Linked DNA regions of Homo sapiens: region 2 is linked to region 1. A link is a contact called in ENCODE Hi-C or POLR2A ChIA-PET data. All regions are on one chromosome and are shown on one strand. Each heading gives the region's core, a stretch centred on a gene start or an enhancer-like site at or near the end of the contact. The rest is flanking DNA. Distances are from core to core; before and after follow the strand shown. Region 1 holds the start of CASP8AP2 (caspase 8 associated protein 2). Region 2 overlaps BACH2 (BACH transcriptional regulator 2).

Region 1 (6,256 bases), core at 1,928-4,427:
CCGCCACCATGCCCAGCTAATTTTTTGTATTTTTTAGTAGAGACGGGGTTTCACCGTGTTAGCCAGGATGGTCTCGATCTCCTGACCTCGTGATCCGCCCTCCTCGGCCTCCCAAAGTGCTGGGATTACAGGCGTGAGCCACTGCGCACGTCCATATTCCTCCTTTAAGCAATATAGTGACTCAGGCAAGAGATGTTGGGGGCTGTGTGCACTATCCTGGTTTGCCTTCAAAGCATCTTTTCAGAGAGCTGCACTTCCTCACAGAGTGAGGGGCTTTGTGAAATTAGATGGCAAGCAGAAATGAGCAAAATGGCTTCTTACCCTTTTTACTTTGTCTCACAATAATTAGAGCACTATGTTTAAATGTCACTTCAAGGAATTATTTTCTCTATGGTTACATTTCTCTCTTTTTACAGTTTAACTTTTTCAAATAATTTTCCATTTTAGGATTTTTTTCTTTCTGATTTAACTCAGTCTTTGAATATGTGAAACAGTTACATGGTTCAAAAGTGAAAGGTTATAAAAATACAAACTCAAAAAGTAATTAATTAATTTAGTTTTTATTTTTCTCACCCTGTCTTATGGTGCTGAAAACTCAACAGTTTAATTGGGGCCAGGCACAGTGGCTCACATCTGTAATTCCAGTACCTTGGGAGGCCCAGGCATGAGGATTTCTTGAGCCCAGGGGTTCAAGGTTACAGTGAACTACGATTGTGCTACTGCACTCCAGCCTGGGTGACAGAGGCAGACTGTGTATCTAACACCCTCCCACACCCAACTTATTTGGGTGAATTATATAGTATGTAAATTATATCCCAGTAAAGCTCTTATTAAAAAAATTAAAGCCGGCCAGACACAGTGGCTCACGCCTGTAATCCCAGCACTTTGGGAGGCCGAGGCGGGCGGAATACCTGAGGTCAGGAGTTTGAGACCAGCCTGGCCAACACGGTGAAACCCCATCTCTACTAAAAATACAAAAAACATAGCCAGGCCTGGTGGCAGGTGCCTGTAATCCCAGCTACTTGGGAGGCTGAGGCAGGAGAATCACTTGAACCTGGGAGGTGGAGGTTGCAGTGAGCCGAGACCGCCCCATTGCACTCCAGCCTGGGCAACAAGAACAAAACTCCAACTCAAAAAAAAAAAAAAGTTAATTAATTAATTAATTAAAAAAAAGCCATGCATATGTGCAAATAAAAATACATAACTTAGGTGGAGTGGCTCATACCTGTAATACCAGCACTTTGGAAGGCAGAGGTCGGAGGATTGCTTGAGGTCAAGAGTTGGAGACGAGCCTGGGCAACAACATGGCGAGACCCTGTCTATATTAAAAAAAAAAAAAAAAAATGAAAGAAAGAAAGGCGAGTGTGGTGTTGTGTGCCTGTGGTCCCAGCTACCTGGGAGGCTGAGGTAGGAGCATTGCTTGAGCCTAGGAGTTTGAGGATGCAGTAAGCTATGATCACACCATTGCACTCCAGCTAGGACAACAGACTGAGACCTTGTCTCTAAAAAAATAATAAAAATAAAGCCAGGCGCGGTGGCTCACGCCTGTAATCCCAGCACTTTGGAAAGCCGAGGCGGGCAGATCACCTGAGGTCAGGAGTTTGAGACCAGCCTGCCCGACATGGCGAAACCCCATCTCTACTAAAAATGCAAAAAACTAGCCAGGCAGGCCCCTGTAATCCCAGCTATTTGGGAGGCTGAGGCAGGAAAATCGCATGAACCCCGGAGGCGGAGGTTGCAGTGAGCTGAGATCACACCACTGCACTCCAGCCTGGGTGACAAGAGTGAAACTCCGTCTCAAAAAAAAAAAAAAAAGAATAAAAATAAAAATAAATTGGTTGATATGGCAGTTAAGACTAAATGGGGTCAGGTGCAGTGACTCACACCTGTAATCCCAGCACTTTGGGAGACTGAGGTGGGAGGATTGTTTGAGCCCAGAAGTTCGTGACCAGCCTGGGCAACATAGCAAGACCCCATCTCTACAAAAATTTTAAAAAATTAGCCAGGGGTGGCCGGGCGTGGGTGGCTCACGCCTTTAATCCCAGCACTTTGGGAGGCCAAGCTGGGCAGATCACCTGAGGACAGGAGTTCAAGACCAGCCTGGTCAACATGGCGAAACCCTGTCTCTACTAAAAATACAAAAATTAGGTTGGCGTGGTAACACATGCCTGCAATCCCAGCTACTCGGGAGACTGAGGCAGGAGAATCACTTGAACCCCGGAGGCGGAGGTTGTAGTGGGTCGAGATCGCGCCATTGCACTCCAGCCTGGGCAACAAGAGTGAAACTCCATCTCAGAAACAAAACGAAACAAAACAGCCAGGGGTGGTGGTCGCTCGCGTCTATGGTCCCAGCTACTCTGGAGGCAGAGGTGGGAGGATCTCTCGAGCCTTGGAGGTGGAGGTTGCAGGGAGCCGAAATCGCTCCACTGCGCTCCAGCCTGAGCGACAAAGCGATACCCTGTCTGAAAGCAAAAAGAAAAAAAAAAGCTAAGTGGACAAACGAGGAAATGGGTAGGGATGAATATAGGCAGACTATAAGTAGCCGAGGAAGGTGGCCTTATTTTCGCACCTATCAATGCTCAGGCTGAGCTCCTGAGGCTAGACCTACCGGCACCCCCCATTCCTACAGGTTCTATAAGGCAAGTCAGGTATTCCACCCTGTAAAAAGCTCTTCTCTCTCCTGCCCCGCTAGACTAGTATCCCCTCCTTAAGGCTCCCAACATCCGAAGCTAAGTTGTTTGTCTGCCTATCATCCAGGAACGCGTCTGAGGGCAGGGAACAAATTTATTCATCGTAATCGAGCCCAGCACTTTGTCTCGCACGCAGCTGACAGCAGAATTTTAAGATAAAGTATTAAATAAATGACAGACCTCTCAAGGCTTCCTGTCTTTCACTAAAAAGCTTCTCTCAGGCCACGCCCCTACCTCCACTCAGGTCAGCCCCTTCCTATTGAAGCCCCGCCCCATCGCCTTCCCCGCCACCTTACACCCCGCCCCTCTCTCTTAAAGCCCTAGGAAGATTACTGGAGTTTGGCGCCAACCGTGTTTTTTTTTTTCCCTTCCAAAGGCGGGAACTAGTTGTGGGCGCTGCGACGTGCTTTGCGTCTGATATGATTGGCCGTAGGCACTCAGTCCCGCCTCCATACCCTGATAGCGCTCTGGTATTGGTGGAGATGCCAGGGAGACCTCGGTGGGCAGAAAGGAACCGGGTTGTCTTGGGCCGGGCAGGGCGGGTAAGTTGTCGTAGGGGCCCGGTCCGTGAGGGACTGCTAAGGAAGAGGCTGCATGGCGCGGTAGTCCCCCGAGTGGAGGTCGGCTGCCCCTGGGAAACCAGAGAGTCGGAGGGAGTCCATCTGGAGCGGCCAAGTAGGTCGGGGAAGGGCCGCGCCTGACGTCTGGCCGCAGGTAGCCACGTTCCCTCCGCCCCCGGTGCAGCTTCAGGGCTTGCACCCTGCGTCCCTCTGTGGTCCTTCGAGAGGGTCTGGGCGGGGACTATGGGTGGGCGCGCCCAGGAATTGTCCCTTCGGCCTCTCGTCCTGCCCCTCCCCCCCACCATCCAGTCTCTCCTTGGAATATACTCTTAAAATCTTTCGGATGGAGTTCTTTGGAGAAATGGGTTTCCTGGAGTGTCAGGTGATCATTGATGTTGATTGTTTCTGAAATGTTTATTTAGGCATCAAACCAACATGCCTAAATAAGTTTTTCATTTCTACAGCGCCTAGATTCATTCCTAGCACATAGTAGGCCCTAACTCAGATGTGAATGTAGGATTCGTAGGAGCTGAGCATTTGTGCTTCAGGCATCAAGTTGTCTTTGACTCTTCGACTCTTCCTTGGTCTTTTTCCATTCTCCACACCTCCAGCAGCAAACCTTTCGCCTCTCCTCAAGGCCTTTCCCCCCCATCTCCCTCAGCGCCTCTTTGACTGGAGGGGGACAGAGGCTTTCATGGCAGGGATTCTCCCATCTCCCTTCCTATCCCCGCTATGCCCTCCAATTATCTTTTCCTGGCGTTCCGTTTTACAAGAGATGGCCTTCTTTCCAAAAACATTTATATTGTATTGAATATTCTTGATTTTGGCCATCTTGCTTTACAGACAGACCTGGGGTCTAATTTCAGCTCTGCCACTTACCAGGTGGTTGCCTTGTGCAAATTTCTTGATCGTCTGTGTTTTCCTCATCTGTAAAATGGGGAAAAGAATAATATGGACCTCATAGAACTCTGGGGAGGATTTAAACTAAGTGAATAATGTATTTAGATCATTTAGGTTAGTGCCTGGAACATAGTAAATGTGCCGTATATGATAGCTTTTGTTAGTATTTGCCCCTTACCTCTTCTTCTGGGGTCTTGCTGTATTAGCCTTTCCCATGAGTGTAAAAATACACTGTCTTCTCTGGCTTTTTCCTGTTTTTCTCTACAAATGCTTGTGTTTTTCTCTAAATTTTATTTTTTGTCTTTTAGCGTCTACATTAAGGACACATTCTCAGTTTCGTAATGATTTTTCTTTTTCTTTTTTCCTTTTTTTTTGAGACTATAGCCCAGGCTGGAGTGCAATGGCAAGATCTCGGCTTACTACAGGTTTGACCTCCTGTGCTCAAGCAATCCTCCCACCTCAGCCTTCCAAGTAGCTGGAACTACAGGTGTGCACCAGCATGCCTGGCTAATTTTTGTATTTTGTAGAGACTGGGTTTTGCCATGTTTCCCAGGCTGGTCTCGAACTCCTAGGCTCAAGTGATCAGACTGCCCTCAGCCTCCCAAAGTACTGGGATTACAAGTGTGAGCCACCCCGCCCAGCCACATTCTCTCAATTTTAAAAAGAAAACTTCCTTCAGACTGCCTATAACGAAAGGCTATGTGATCCTTCTCCTGTCTACTTTGCTTTCACATCTGAATCCATTGGAATTGTCCCAGAAAAGATTATGCATGAGTAAATCTGCTTACAAACTTTTTTTTTTTTTTTTTGAGACGGAGTCTCGCTCTGTCACCCAGGCTGGAGTGCAGTGGCACGATCTCGGCTCACTGCAAGCTCCGCCTCCCGGGTTCATGTCATCCTCTTGCCACAGCCTCCCGAGTAGCTGGGACTACAGGCGCCTGCCACCACGCCTGGCTAATTTTTTGTATTTTTAGTAGAGACGGGTTTCACCCTGTTAGCTAGGATGGTCTAGATCTCCTGACCTTGTGATCCGCCCGCCTCAGCCTCCCAGAGTACTGAGATTACAGGCTTGAGCCACCACGCCCGGCCAAACATTTTTTTTTTAGACAGAGTCTTACTCTGTCACCCAGGCTGGAGTTGCAGTGGCACGATCTCAGATCACTGCAGCCTCCACCTCCCAGGTTCAAGCGATTCTCCTGCCTCGGCCTCCCCAGTAGCTGGGATTACAAGTGTGTGCCACCATGTCAGGCTAATTTTTGTATTTTTAGTATAGATGAGGTTTCACCATGTTGGCCAGGCTGGTTTTGAACTCCTGACTTCAGGTGATCCGCCTGCCTCGGCCTCCCAATACAAACTCTTTTTCAGCATGATAGTTCTCAACTTGGAAAATTTTGCCTCTACACTTTCACAGGTGCATCACTTCTGTCGGTAGCAACTCTCATATATCGAGATCCTCAAATGGGAGAAGGTGAGGAAAAGTGAAAAAGACCCATTTTCCAAGAGATTCTGATACATTTTTCTTCCTCCTCTCCTTCCTCTCCTTCCAGGAGAATCACTGGCCTATATGATTTCAAGAGTGTAATCTCACGTATCACTAAGGTGCTGATGAGTCCCAAATCATAATACCTACCATGCCTTTTCTGTATGACATTTCCAGCTGTTGGACATCTTTTTGTTTTTTGTTTTTTTCTCCCCTAGACGGAGTCTTGCTCTGTTTCCCAGGCTGGAATGCAGTGGCACGATCTCAGCTCACTGCAACCTCTGCCTCCCAGGTTCAAGCGATTCTTCTGGTCTCAGCCTCCGGAGTAGCTGGGATTATAGGCACATGCCACCACGCCCAGCCAATTTTTGTATTTTTAGTAGAGATGGGGTTTCACCATGTTGGCCAGGCTTGTCTCAAACTCCTGAACTCAGGTGATCCACCAGCCTCGGCCTCCCAAAGTGCTGGGATTACAGGCATGAGCCACCACGCCCGGCCTTTTTTTTTTTTCTTTTCTTTTTGAGATGGAGTCTTGCCCTGTCGCCCAGGCTGGAGTGCAATGGCGCGATCTCGGCTCGCTGCAACCTCCGCTTCCCAGGTTCAAGCGATTCTCCTGCCTCAGCCTC
Region 2 (5,807 bases), core at 551-3,050, 360 kb after region 1:
AACAGAAAAAAACAAATACATTTTTTGGAGAGAAGCAACAATGTAGGTAAAGATCACAGATTGTTTAAAAGGCATATCTAAACATCTAAGAGACAGTCTTTGTTTAAATTGAACTAGGATTTCCTGGAGAGTAGTAAAATGTTGTTTCAGTATAGTGAATGTGCAAGTTAACACTTCAAGAGTGGGCTTCCGGCCGGGCGCGGTGGCTCACGCCTGTAATCCCAGCACTTTGGGAGGCCGAGGCGGGTGGATCATGAGGTCAGGAGATCGAGACCATCCTGGCTAACAAGGTGAAACCCCGTATCTACTAAAAATACAAAAAATTAGCCGGGCGCGGTGGCGGGCGCCCGTAGTCCCAGCTACTCGGGAGGCTGAGGCAGGAGAATGGCGTGAACCCGGGAAGCGGAGCTTGCAGTGAGCCGAGATTGCGCCACTGCAGTCCGCAGTCCGGCCTGGGCGACAGAGCGAGACTCCGTCTCAAAAAAAAAAAAAAAAAAAAAAAAAGAGTGGGCTTCCTTTGGCTTCAAACTAAACAGCTGGACAGGGGATGCTACTTAATTCTTTTTCTTCCCTACCAGAAGGAGGAGGTGCTCAAGTATTTTTCTTTATTCTTTCATCTGTTTATCTGCTGAGCAATAGGGATCTTGCTTCAGGTTGGTTAATCTGCTGAGCCATGACACATATGAGAAGGTTCTCTGGCAGGACAGTATGCTCTCCAAACAGAGACTATGGCAGTGAAAGAACCAAAGATATATCATCTCCCCTCTGAAGCCTCTGCTTCTTTGGGGTAGGAATTGGTCTATTAACTCTGAGCATTTTTTTTTTAAAGATGGAGTCTTGCACTGTCACCTGGGCTGGAGTGCAACGGCATGATCTCGGCTCACTGCAACCTCTGTCACAGGGGTTCATGTGGTTCTCTTGCCTCAGCCTCCCGAGTAGCTGGGATTACAGGTGCACACCACCACACTCGTCTAACTTTTTGTATTTTTAGTACAGACAGGGTTTCACTATGTTGGCCAAACTGGTCTTGAACTCCTGACCTTGTGATCCGCCCTCCTGGGCCTCCCAAAGTGGTGGGATTATAGGCGTGAGCCACCGCAAGCAGCCAACTCTGAGCATTTTTAGGCACTAACATTCCAAGCGTCTGAGATTCCAAATAGGAAAGTGCTATTTTAAATGACTCTTTAAGCTACCATTACAGATAACTGTAAGAAATATTCAGGCCTGAAAAAATGTTCATTCATCACCAAAATGTGAATCACTTCTAATTGATTTACTATTTCTGCTCTTCTGCTAATAACAGAATTTTGTCACTATCCACAAACATTCCAGAACACTTATCTTACAGAACAGAAAAGCAGTTGTCTATAGTAAAAACACTCCAAGTTTCCCTTACATGTCACACTGTAGAAAGGAAACAAAACCCATTTATTTTCTCAACTATCTTGCCTGTGATAGTCTGTGTACGATAAAATTTATAGAAAACTAAAATGCTAGAGTCCCTACAGACTTCAAAGATAATCTGGCCCACTGATTTCTTTGTAAGCTGAAGCCCCTTGGCGAATCTGATGGGAGCTATGAACCATTCTCCCTCCAGAAAAATGTATATGCATACCAAATATTGTATTCACTTCCCAGCATTTTAGAGACAACCCCTGAAGCCAACCTAGGCTAAGACCCCAGACCAACGACTCTGATCTAATTCCACTGCTTTGTTTCACATATGGAGACACCAAGTTCCAAACAGGGGATGTGGCTTGGCCATAATTGCTCGGCAGAAACTATGAGAAAGTAAACTGGATGAAACTGAAAATGATGCAGATAGCAACTCTGAACCATCACAAATCAGGCCTATCATTTTGCTAGGAAAGGAGAAAAGGTGAAGTGTTTCAAGAGGAGAGCTTTCTTTCATTTTAGGTTTCTGGTTGAGCTTCTCACTGGTTTTCTTCATCTTGCCTTCGGGCCAGGCCCATCCGTGACTTAAGGCTACCTTTTCTTGTGTTTGCTTCTGTAAATCAGTAAGACCTGCATAACCTGGCCACATTCAGAAAGGAGGGCAAGTGTGAGAGTGTGAAGTAGAAACCAGTTTTAAGGAACTGTAAGAGTTCTAAAGAACTCTAATTTGGTCACATAATGGATATTTAAGAAGTATTCTGAATCAAACACTGCTCACATATTTAAGGAAGTGGCAGTCTACTAAACTGTCACCGAGTAAAAGTCCTAGAGACTTGCTTTAATGATTAGATGGAACAAATTTTCAACTACTGCATTCATCCGCACATTTGCAAATGGCTCATTCTTTTAAGAACTAAAACATTCATTCTGGGATTTTGTATTTGTGTTTAGTTCATTGCAAATTTACTCAATATATTTCGAATTCAATTCAACAAATACGCTTAGGACATTCCAATGTGACGGAATGGAAACGTGCATGGATTTTGGAGTCACTAAGATCCAAATTCAAATATTGGATCTGCTTTATCTAGACACGTGATTATTGGGCTCATTACTTAAGGGTCTCTGCGTTTCCCCATCTGTAAAGTGGGAATAATACCAACTACTGTGCAAATTGGGTTTGAAAATTAGCAATAATATAGTCTATTGTAAAGAGGCTAATGCAGTATCTGGCAAACAGGGATTCCATAAAATGGTAATACTTAAAATAATGATTATTTATCAAATATCTACAAAGGACAAACTTCATCCTAGACCCTTCTCTAAAATCTGAATTCATAATATCAAAATGAATGAGGATTTAATTCATTCTTAAAATGACTCGAATACTTGCTAAGATTTTGACATATTAAAAACTATAACCATTATAAATGAAAAGGCCACTGTTCAAATGACTAGCTTTGCTACAGTACAACTGTCAGTTTTTTGACCAAAAGGAAATTTATAATACCATTGGTGGGTTTTAAGTCTTTAGGTAAAAACTGTGTTTTAAAGTAACAGAACAATAAGACAGCAATATAGTGGTTTCTTAATGACTAAAATCTTACATTACATATTATGGTTCAGTATTAATGTGCTTTCACACTACCTACTGAGTTTTCAGACTGCAACTACTTATCCTTTTCAAATTGCTATCACTCTCTTTTTCATGGGAGATTTCTTACAAATTCCTTGGAGAATCCAAAAATTTACAGTGGAAATTTTTTCTCGATTCCTTTTTTTTTTTTTAAAGAATAAACCTATTCAACAGGTAAATCTAAATAATTTTTAGCAGTTCTAAATGTAGAGAATTCATAACTTCTTATTGTAATTGAAAAGGAACATACAAAGCAATTAGTCACTTACAAAACCCACGTTCAACCTTCAAAATAATGACTAACTTGATAGGAGAGGCAAGACTTCTTTAATTAAATACTAAAGTCTAGCCATTTGAGATAAGCAAAGCAGGTTATACAACCGTCTTCTGCACTCACAATATCCTTTTCTCCCTCTTGGAAATATATCATTTTTCAGCAATAGTAGAACATGTAACAAAAAAAGTTACTGTACTGTAGAAAATCACTCTAACCACAAGCTAAGTTTTTGGCTAAGAGTTAAACTTCATTCATTTGGATTTCACTAGTTTCACAAGAAGAAAAAGTGATTAACCCTAGTGTAAGTAAAATTCCCTTGAGAATATATTAGATTCTTAAGAAAACAAAACAGTAAGCAACCTTAGGCACTCACTTACATATAAATCCTTAGGGTGTTAACTGAAAAGCATTCCTAGCCATGCTAGAATAGGATTCTCAAACTTGAACACTGATTACCTTTTTGAGAGCTCTCTGGACAGGTGTGCTCAGAAGCACTGGAAGATACAGGAGAGTTTGATACACATTCTGAGAAAGATGGGGTGGCTCCTGTGTGTGCATGTGGCCATCTAGCACAATCACTATTCAGCACGGGACTACATTTCCCAGGCCACTTCACCTCCAGGTGCAGCCACGTGACTAGTGCTCAACAAAGGAATATGAGAAAAGATGGTGCTTTACTTCAAGGCGACTGTGATTAAGAAGTGAGGTGCAGACAATTGCAAGATGGTGTTACAGGATGAATTATGTCCCCTCAAAATTCACATGGTGAAGTCCTAACCCCCAGTACCTCAGAAAGTGACCTTATTTGAAAATAGGACCATTACAGATGTAATTAGTTAAAATGAGGTCATACTGGAAGAGAGTGTGCCCCTAATCCAATATGACTGGTGTCCTTATAAAAAGGGAAAATTTGGATACACACAGGAAAAGAGGGAAGATGATGTGAAGAGACTCGGGAAAAGGTGACCTTCTACAAGCCAAGGAGCAAGGCCTGGAAGAGATCCTTGCCTCACAGTCCGCAGAAGAAACCAACCCTGCTGACACCTTGATCTTCGACTCCTAGTCTGCAGAACTGTGTGACCACACATTTCTGTTGTTTAAGCCACCCAGTCTGTGGTACTCTGTTACAGCAGCCTGAGCAGACAAAATAGATGGTGAGGCCAGAAGACGGAAGGCACCTGAGTTCAGGATTCCTGAATCACCTCTCAATAAAAGCACTTCACTGATCAGAAATACTTCCACTGGGCTGAGAGCTGAGCAAGAAAGGAAACTAGTTGTGTCAAACCATTCAATTTTGAGGGCTTATCTGTTATACCAGCTGTCATTACCTACTATAGGACCTAATTAATTTAAGTGGCAAGTAATTTTAAATTATTTTACATGAAAACAAACATGGACCTATCACATATCACAGGGAACAATCCATGTAAAATTTTAGGATTAAAAACACTTCAAAGAAAATTTGAATTTACAGGAAGATATTTTGGGGTAAATTCTCTCAAATCCTCCATAGGGTATAAATTTACTCTCTTCTGCCAATAGAAGTAGAATTTCCTCAAGAATATTAAACAAGTCACAATGTCAAAGTTGCTGGAACTTCAACTACGCCACATAATCCACTTAATTTTTTTTTTTTGAAATTAAGTGGAGCATTTCTATCAAGTAGCCCAAGTATGTAAAATTTTACTTGGGTACTAAAGATGAGAACACTGTGAAATGAGTTATCAGCCTTTTCCAAAGTTCTCAATATTTTTATAATCAATCTGAAAAGAAGTCACTAGGTACAGAATACCTTCTGTTTGAATATGGACAAAAAATGTACCCTCTTTTATGACAGGGTAACTGATACAGAATAAATACTGGATACCATTTTCCATTTTTGATTTTTTTTTTCTGACATGAAGAAAAAATGAAATGATAACTATCTTCGGTAAGACTTAGAGTTATAGTTCAAAATACCTCAAAAGCCGAGCTGGCAGCTGGCTTCTCATGTTTATAGAAAAGCTAGGATGATTCAGCCTGAGCTCAGAGCTCAATTTAGATCATAGCATCTGGATTCAAAACACATGTGAGATGTGGCAGCCGATTTTCAGGTCATGACTGATCCAAGACAGAGATTGCAGACCACTCACCAGCATTATTCCAAATGGAGAAAGTGCCTGAGAGAAACAGAAGTCTCAAAGGTATTTGGAAGCCCACTCCAAACTGTTAGGGAACAGGTAACATCAGCATTTTCTGCATCCAGCAGCTTTAAGCAGGTGCCGCAGAAGCCAAGGGCCTGAGGATGACACTGAACAGCTTTGTCATGACATTCAGCCTTGCCATGGTCAGAAAACATCCCTCACCCATGACTTCTTTCCTGAACTGGCTATTGTTCAGATTAAACTATGGGAATCTGGTAATAAATTGGAAAACCTCTGACAGCACACACTTCCTGCTAAGATCTGTGTTTAACTTTGCTTTGTTTCGAAGAGAAAAACTGTAGTAAAGAAAAAGGAA

The links. Hi-C counts contacts between places; a loop is a spot of excess contacts on that map. ChIA-PET counts read pairs that join two places held with the same protein, here RNA polymerase II (POLR2A). Pooled maps may share reads with other maps.
Region 2: a pooled map shows a loop between it and region 1 (2.4-fold over the local background). The contact joins the enhancer-like site here to the promoter of CASP8AP2 in region 1. A Hi-C loop is called at or near these places in 1 of 168 maps with a recorded cell type or tissue (naive thymus-derived CD4-positive, alpha-beta T cell) and 5 of 50 pooled maps. POLR2A ChIA-PET finds 5 or more read pairs at or near these places in 4 of 52 experiments (B cell, GM12878, OCI-LY7 and 1 more).

Annotation. Positions count from the first base shown.
Region 1 is chr6:89,826,703-89,832,958 of GRCh38, forward strand. CASP8AP2 (caspase 8 associated protein 2) reads left to right here and starts at 3,178. Exons shown (of 10, transcript NM_012115.4): 1 at 3,178-3,404. RefSeq lists a silencer at 2,528-2,577 and an enhancer at 2,678-2,867.
Region 2 is chr6:90,189,136-90,194,942 of GRCh38, forward strand. All of the region lies in intron 4 of BACH2 (BACH transcriptional regulator 2), which reads right to left. Among named protein-coding and RNA genes, the nearest start is that of BACH2, 100 kb to the right of the region's middle. RefSeq lists a silencer at 5,495-5,789. Within about 2 kb of position 1,801, at least 2 of the 41 ENCODE cell types and tissues checked have a DNase peak (open chromatin) inside an H3K27ac peak, as active enhancers do; they include B cell, where a contact is called at or near this core.